2 separate regions of the Homo sapiens genome follow, and region 2 is linked to region 1. A link is an interaction called in ENCODE POLR2A ChIA-PET data of the cell type or tissue named here. Cell type or tissue: GM12878. All regions are shown on one strand. Each heading gives the region's core, and the rest is flanking DNA. Links, peaks and the distances in the headings are about the cores only.

Region 1 (2,825 bases), core at 18-2,517:
AAAGGTTTCAGACTTTGGAGCATTTCACGTTTTCAGATTATGGATGTTCACTTGGTAAGTATAACACAAATATTCCAAAATCTGAAAAAAAACCCAACATCCAAAATACTTTTTGTCCCAAGCATTTCAGATAAGGATGCTCAGCCTGTACTTGGTGACTTGTTATGTCAGTGACCTTCTCTTACACTGGAGTTATGACTATCATATTAGGAAACATGGAAAGTTATCTCGCTATATAGACCAGTTTAAGTTTTTCTTTAATTGCTGTTTATTCTGCAGATATCTAAGTTAGTGTGCTAGTTGTATAATAGTATAATTGGCCTCAGTTAATACTATCATTACTTTTTATCATTCATAGTTTTCATTTCTAAAAACTTCATTAGTATTAATTCTTTCTGCTAGTAGTTTTAATGGACTCTCTTTTATAAAGAGAGAAGGTTAGTCCCAGTTAACATTACCTTTCTCTACAATTAATTTTTTTAACTTGGAGATTTATACATTAGCTCTGGCAGTATTATTTGACATTTATTTGTAATATCCAACTTCTTGATAATTGGAAATAGAGTCTGTAATACAAATGACATTGATAATCATGCATCAGAGTTGCATATAAATGTTCAGAAACTCTTTTCACACTCTTTTTACCTGTTTGCCAAGTCTTTCATCTAGCCCCTTAAAAAGAGCCTGGTGCCAGAAAGAGGAAACTCAGTTATCTTCCTAGATATACAATTTGTTTGACTATGATTAAAAACTAAAGTATAAAGTAGGAAGACAGTTAAAAGCCAGAATCGCTGGCATCTGGTAACATCCTCACCTTTAGCAAGATCAGTTGCTCTTGATCCCAGACTTTTACATAGCTTATTGTTGAAAGCAGGATCTTAGCAAAAAGCTATCTTTGTGTATATGTGTGTGTGTGTGTGTATGTGTGTATGTGTGTATATGTGTTTTCTCTCTGAGGGTCAGAATGCAGAATGATTTTTAGATAACAATTAGAAAATAGAAATGTAACATTTTATGATATTAAGTACTAGGATATTTGAGAATTAAAATAGTGTGTGCATTCTAAACGTAAAATGATATTCTGGAATCGAAAAAGGACATTAATGGAAAAACTGGTGAAATCTAATAAAATCTATGGTTTATAGTTTTGTACCAGTGTTCTTAGTTTTAATAGATGTACTATAATTATGTGAGATATTAACATTAGGGGAAACTGGGTGAAAAGTGCATGGGAACTCTGTACTATCTTTACAACTCTTATGTAAATGTAAATTATTCCAAGATAAAAGGTTAGTGGTGGCTGCCACCTAAAATCCCAGTGCTTTCAGAGGCCAAGGTGGGAGGATTTCTTGAGGCCAGGATTTGAGGAAAACATAGCAAGACCCTATCTATACAAATAATAACAAAAATTACCCAGGTATGGTGGCATACACCTGCGGTCCCAGCTATTCAGGAGGCTAAGGCAGGAGAGAGGCAGGAGGATCACTTGAGCCCAGGAGTTTGAGGTTACAGTAAGCTGTGATCACACCACTGCATTCCAGCTGGGGTGACAGAGCAAGACCCTGTCTCTAAAAAATAAGTAAAAAGTTAAAACAGTGTACATCTATACAACTAGCAAGATTATGAAGAAAAAAATAAACGAATATCACCAAAGTCAGGATTGTGATTATAGAGGGACACATGAAGACTTCTGAGGTATTGGCAGTTTCCTGGGAGATGACTACACAAGTGTTCACTTGATACTTACTTGTTAAACCATAGATCTGTTTCATGTACTTTTCTGAATAGATGTTATATTTCACAGTTAAGATTAGAAAATAATATGTATTATTTCCAGTTAGTAAGATTGCAGATCACTATGGGGAAACATTTGTTCCTAATGTCTATATTCCTTAATTAATTAAGAATTTGTAAAGAATATATTCTTTGGAGTGGTGATGAGGTTTCAGCTGTGAAGTGTTGCCTCTCTCATTCATGGTTTTGTATGCTTTGTTTAGGTAGAAACGTTGAAGCACAATGATCCTTTTGCTCCTGGTGGAACAGTTGTTGCAGCAAGCGATTCAGGTAAATAAATAATTTATCAACTTCATTGAACATTAAACATTTTTTTTAAGATTCTTTTTTCTTTGTCTCTAAATATATTTGTCCTGTTATTTATAGCTTTAAAATTATTGCATAATTATATCCAATAGTAATTTACCAATAATAAGCATTTGTATATCACTTTCTACTTATCTTTCATTCTTTCATTTATTATTCATGTTGAATATTACACTAGAATATGAACTCTACCCAGTATCAGTAAACCAATAAAAATGTTTTGCTTTATAAAATGCTGTGTTGCTTGGCAGCTTCAAAGTCAGCATTGACTGTTACGGATCTTGGTCTAAGTTAAAAGATTAGTGGCTTCCAGTAGAAAATGAAAATTGCTTTACAAATACAAATGGGTTCTGTTAATAATACAGAGAAAAGCTAAATGTTATTTTAGCATCCAGTCTTCATACTTCATTTATGGTATAAAATTTTTTATTTATTCTTTTAATAACTTTTTAAATAGTAATCTCATTTTAAACATAAACTGAGGACCAGAATATTAAGCAGTGTTCATCAAGATCGTACAGTTTAATAGATTTGAACCAGGTAAAGCCAAGATTCAATATTAGGTCTGACAAAAAGCTTTTTCAACAAAGTAACTCTGCTTCTTTTCTACTGTTCATTTAAAACAAAACAGATAAACAGACCAGCTATCATTTGGGATGGGAGAGCAGAAAATTTGAGGAAAGTAAACTCAAATGTGTAAATACTCTAATATTATGCTGAAAATA
Region 2 (2,825 bases), core at 81-2,580, 52 kb before region 1:
TTTCCCTCCCAGCCCAATTTCTTAAAAAAGGATTTGAGAGCCTGACGATGATTTATCATTGAACAATAATCAATTCAGTGGGTGGATGTTAAGTGCTTTTAATATATATGACCCTGGTTCATTTATTTTGAAGGCCATGTTTTTGGTATACTGTGCACTGGAGAAAGAACCTGTGCCAATGTCCTTGCCTCCAGCCTTGGTGCCACCATCTAAGAGAAAAACGGTCAGTATATCAGGCTCTGTGCGGTTGATCCCCTCTTCAGCATCAGCCAAGGAATCTTACCACTCCTTACCATCTGTAGGCATTTTACCTACCAAAGCACCATTAAGACAGGTATAGATTTATCAGTGTTAAAGGATTTTTTTTTAACAAAGTACATGGCATTTAACAGTTTACTATTTGACAAAGATAGAGCAATTAAAAGGATAAAAATTTTAGAGCACCATCTCGTTGAACCTGCATAATGTGATACTCCAGAGAAGACAGATATTCCTTCTACATTAGGCCTTGGGTCATATGGATGTTTTATTGGTTTTATTTTGATCTCCCTGGAATTAAAGTTAGAAATGGAAGATGCTCCATGCTAACATGGCATGTTTGCCCTGGCATAATTAATAGTTGTTTTTATTTTTGTTTAATACCTAGTTAACTCTTGATTCTTTGGGATCAAATTATTGAATTCTGGGTTGTCCAAGGCTTTTTTTTTTCTGCCCCCAGCCTGCCTCTTGTCAGATTGAGTAAAGGAAGATAATGACAGGATATGCAAATCAGCCAGTTTGGCTATGGTTAACACTGCTGGGTCAAACTATAAAAAATAAAGATTGAGAATTATCTGAGTATTTTGTTTATACAGACTTTCAGTTACCTATATTAATGTGGGCATTAGTCAAGAGTTAACTATGTTTGAATTTACTCATTTCTTAAAAAAAAGTAAAAATGTGCACCTATGGATAAGTCCTAACTGACCTGTATTTTCTTCTGTTATTTTCTCTTCCCCACAGCATTTTGATTGAGATGTCATATGGAAGTGATACATTGTTGCTCTGAGTTAGTAGGGTAGAATTGTTCAGAATTTGTGATGGATATTGTAATGGATTGAAAGAGTGACACTTCAAAGTTTGTTTCATTTTGGCAGAAATACTGTTTTTTTTCCTCCCTGTAGTGGGTTGTATCCCCTGCAGAAAAAGCTAAATATGATGAAATCTTCCTGAAAACTGATAAAGATATGGACGGATTTGTGTCTGGATTGGAGGTCCGTGAAATATTCTTGAAAACAGGTTTACCTTCTACCTTACTAGCCCATATATGGTAAGACTTTATTTGAATTGATTTTTTAAAAATATGGTTTTGTATCAATTCCAGTTTCTGCATTTTGATTTTTAGTCATTTGTAAATAGGACAGTTTTTGTTTCAGAATTTTTTATAGAGAAAATCAGAATCTGAAGAATTCTTCTGGCTAATGGACAAAAGCTTGAGAATGGGTTACCTGAAGCTTTATAAGATTGACAGCATCCGCTGGGCATGGTGGCTCACGCCTGTAATCCCAGCACTTTGGGAGGCCGAGGTGGGTGGATCACCTGAGGTCGGGAGTTTGAGACCAGCTTGGCCAACATGGTGAAAAGCTGTCTCTACTAAAAACACAAAAAATTAGCCAGACATGGTGGTGTGCGCCTGTAGTTCCAGCTACTCGGGAGGGTGAGGCAGGAGAATTGCTTGAACCTGGGAGGTGGAGGTTGCAGTGAGCTGAGATCACGCCATTGCACTCCAGCCTGGGCAACAAGAATGAAACTCCATCTCAAAAAAAAAAAAAAAAAGAATGACAGTGTCAGTTAATTGTTATTAGAATGTTAAAATCCAGCTTCTGTTTATATCAATTAAACTTAAAATTTTCAGAGAGAATCCAGATATCTGAAATTTAAACAATGTAAAAAACAGTATCTTCAAGGCATACCTGCATAATTTTATAGTGTATATGTATACTTTCATACCTTCACATAGGAATAACATACTTGGTCCTTGAAAAGGCAAACCCTAGTGTCTTTAATGAATTTCACAGAAAATGAGATAATGTATATGAAAATGCTTTATAGTTTGTCTGCCGCCAATCCACCTAACGATACCAGAGGTTATCTTCAGGTTTTCAAGAGGCAGAAACGTCACAAGTGGGGCCACATGGTTGTAAAGAGAAACTTAGAAAAGAAGGGAGGCAGACAGTAAGTAGATCTGCCTTAAAAGAAACAAGAACCCAAGACTGGGAAAGATTAAATATGCATAACTAGTAGTAGCTGCCACTATTGAGTGCCTAGGGTAGGCACTATACTCAATAAATGGCAGTTGTCACGGGCTTAATGTTATGCCTAAGCTTTTTATATATCCTGTCTTTAATTCTCATAGTAATTTCGCAAGATGGGTGTTATCATCTCCACTTTATAGATGAGGAAACTAAGATTTGGAGAGGTTAAAAAACTTAGCCAAGGTTATAAGAAGAAATAAGTAGAAAAGCTGGAATTTAAGATCTATGTGACATGTAGTCTTTTTACTTATGTAGTCTTTTCATCAGGCCCTACTGGCCTTCAGTGCATTAAACAGATCAGGATTTCAGAAAGCTGAGCTTTTTTTTTTTTTAATTACAGAAAAAGAAAGTAGAGTAAAACCTTTGCAGTTTCTCTTCAAGTGATTGTGTAAAGCTTTCCAGATTGCTGCCTTTTCCTCACATGTGATTTCCATTTGCAGCTGTTTATTCTGCTTTGGCTTGGTGATCCTTGTATCCTCCTACTCCAAGAGTTGCAGGAGGCATAGCAATATCAAAATTGTGCTTGTTTTA

What was found. Peaks named below come from ENCODE experiments on the same cell type or tissue, not always from the same donor. Only the 100,000 strongest peaks of a DNase experiment are listed, where the experiment ranks them.
Region 2: POLR2A ChIA-PET joins it to region 1 with 7 read pairs; 4 of 35 experiments call an interaction of 5 or more read pairs at or near these places.

What each region holds. Positions count from the first base shown.
Region 1 is chr1:51,393,620-51,396,444 of GRCh38, reverse strand. EPS15 (epidermal growth factor receptor pathway substrate 15) reads left to right here. Exons shown (of 25, transcript NM_001981.3): 21 at 1,998-2,064. Among named protein-coding and RNA genes, the nearest start is that of TTC39A, 64 kb to the right of the region's middle. In GM12878, for the core only: no CTCF peak of the experiment used is centred there; no DNase peak of the experiment used is centred there.
Region 2 is chr1:51,445,444-51,448,268 of GRCh38, reverse strand. EPS15 (epidermal growth factor receptor pathway substrate 15) reads left to right here. Exons shown (of 25, transcript NM_001981.3): 9 at 134-223; 10 at 1,164-1,309. Among named protein-coding and RNA genes, the nearest start is that of EPS15-AS1, 71 kb to the left of the region's middle. In GM12878, for the core only: no CTCF peak of the experiment used is centred there; no DNase peak of the experiment used is centred there; H3K27ac peaks cover 354 bases.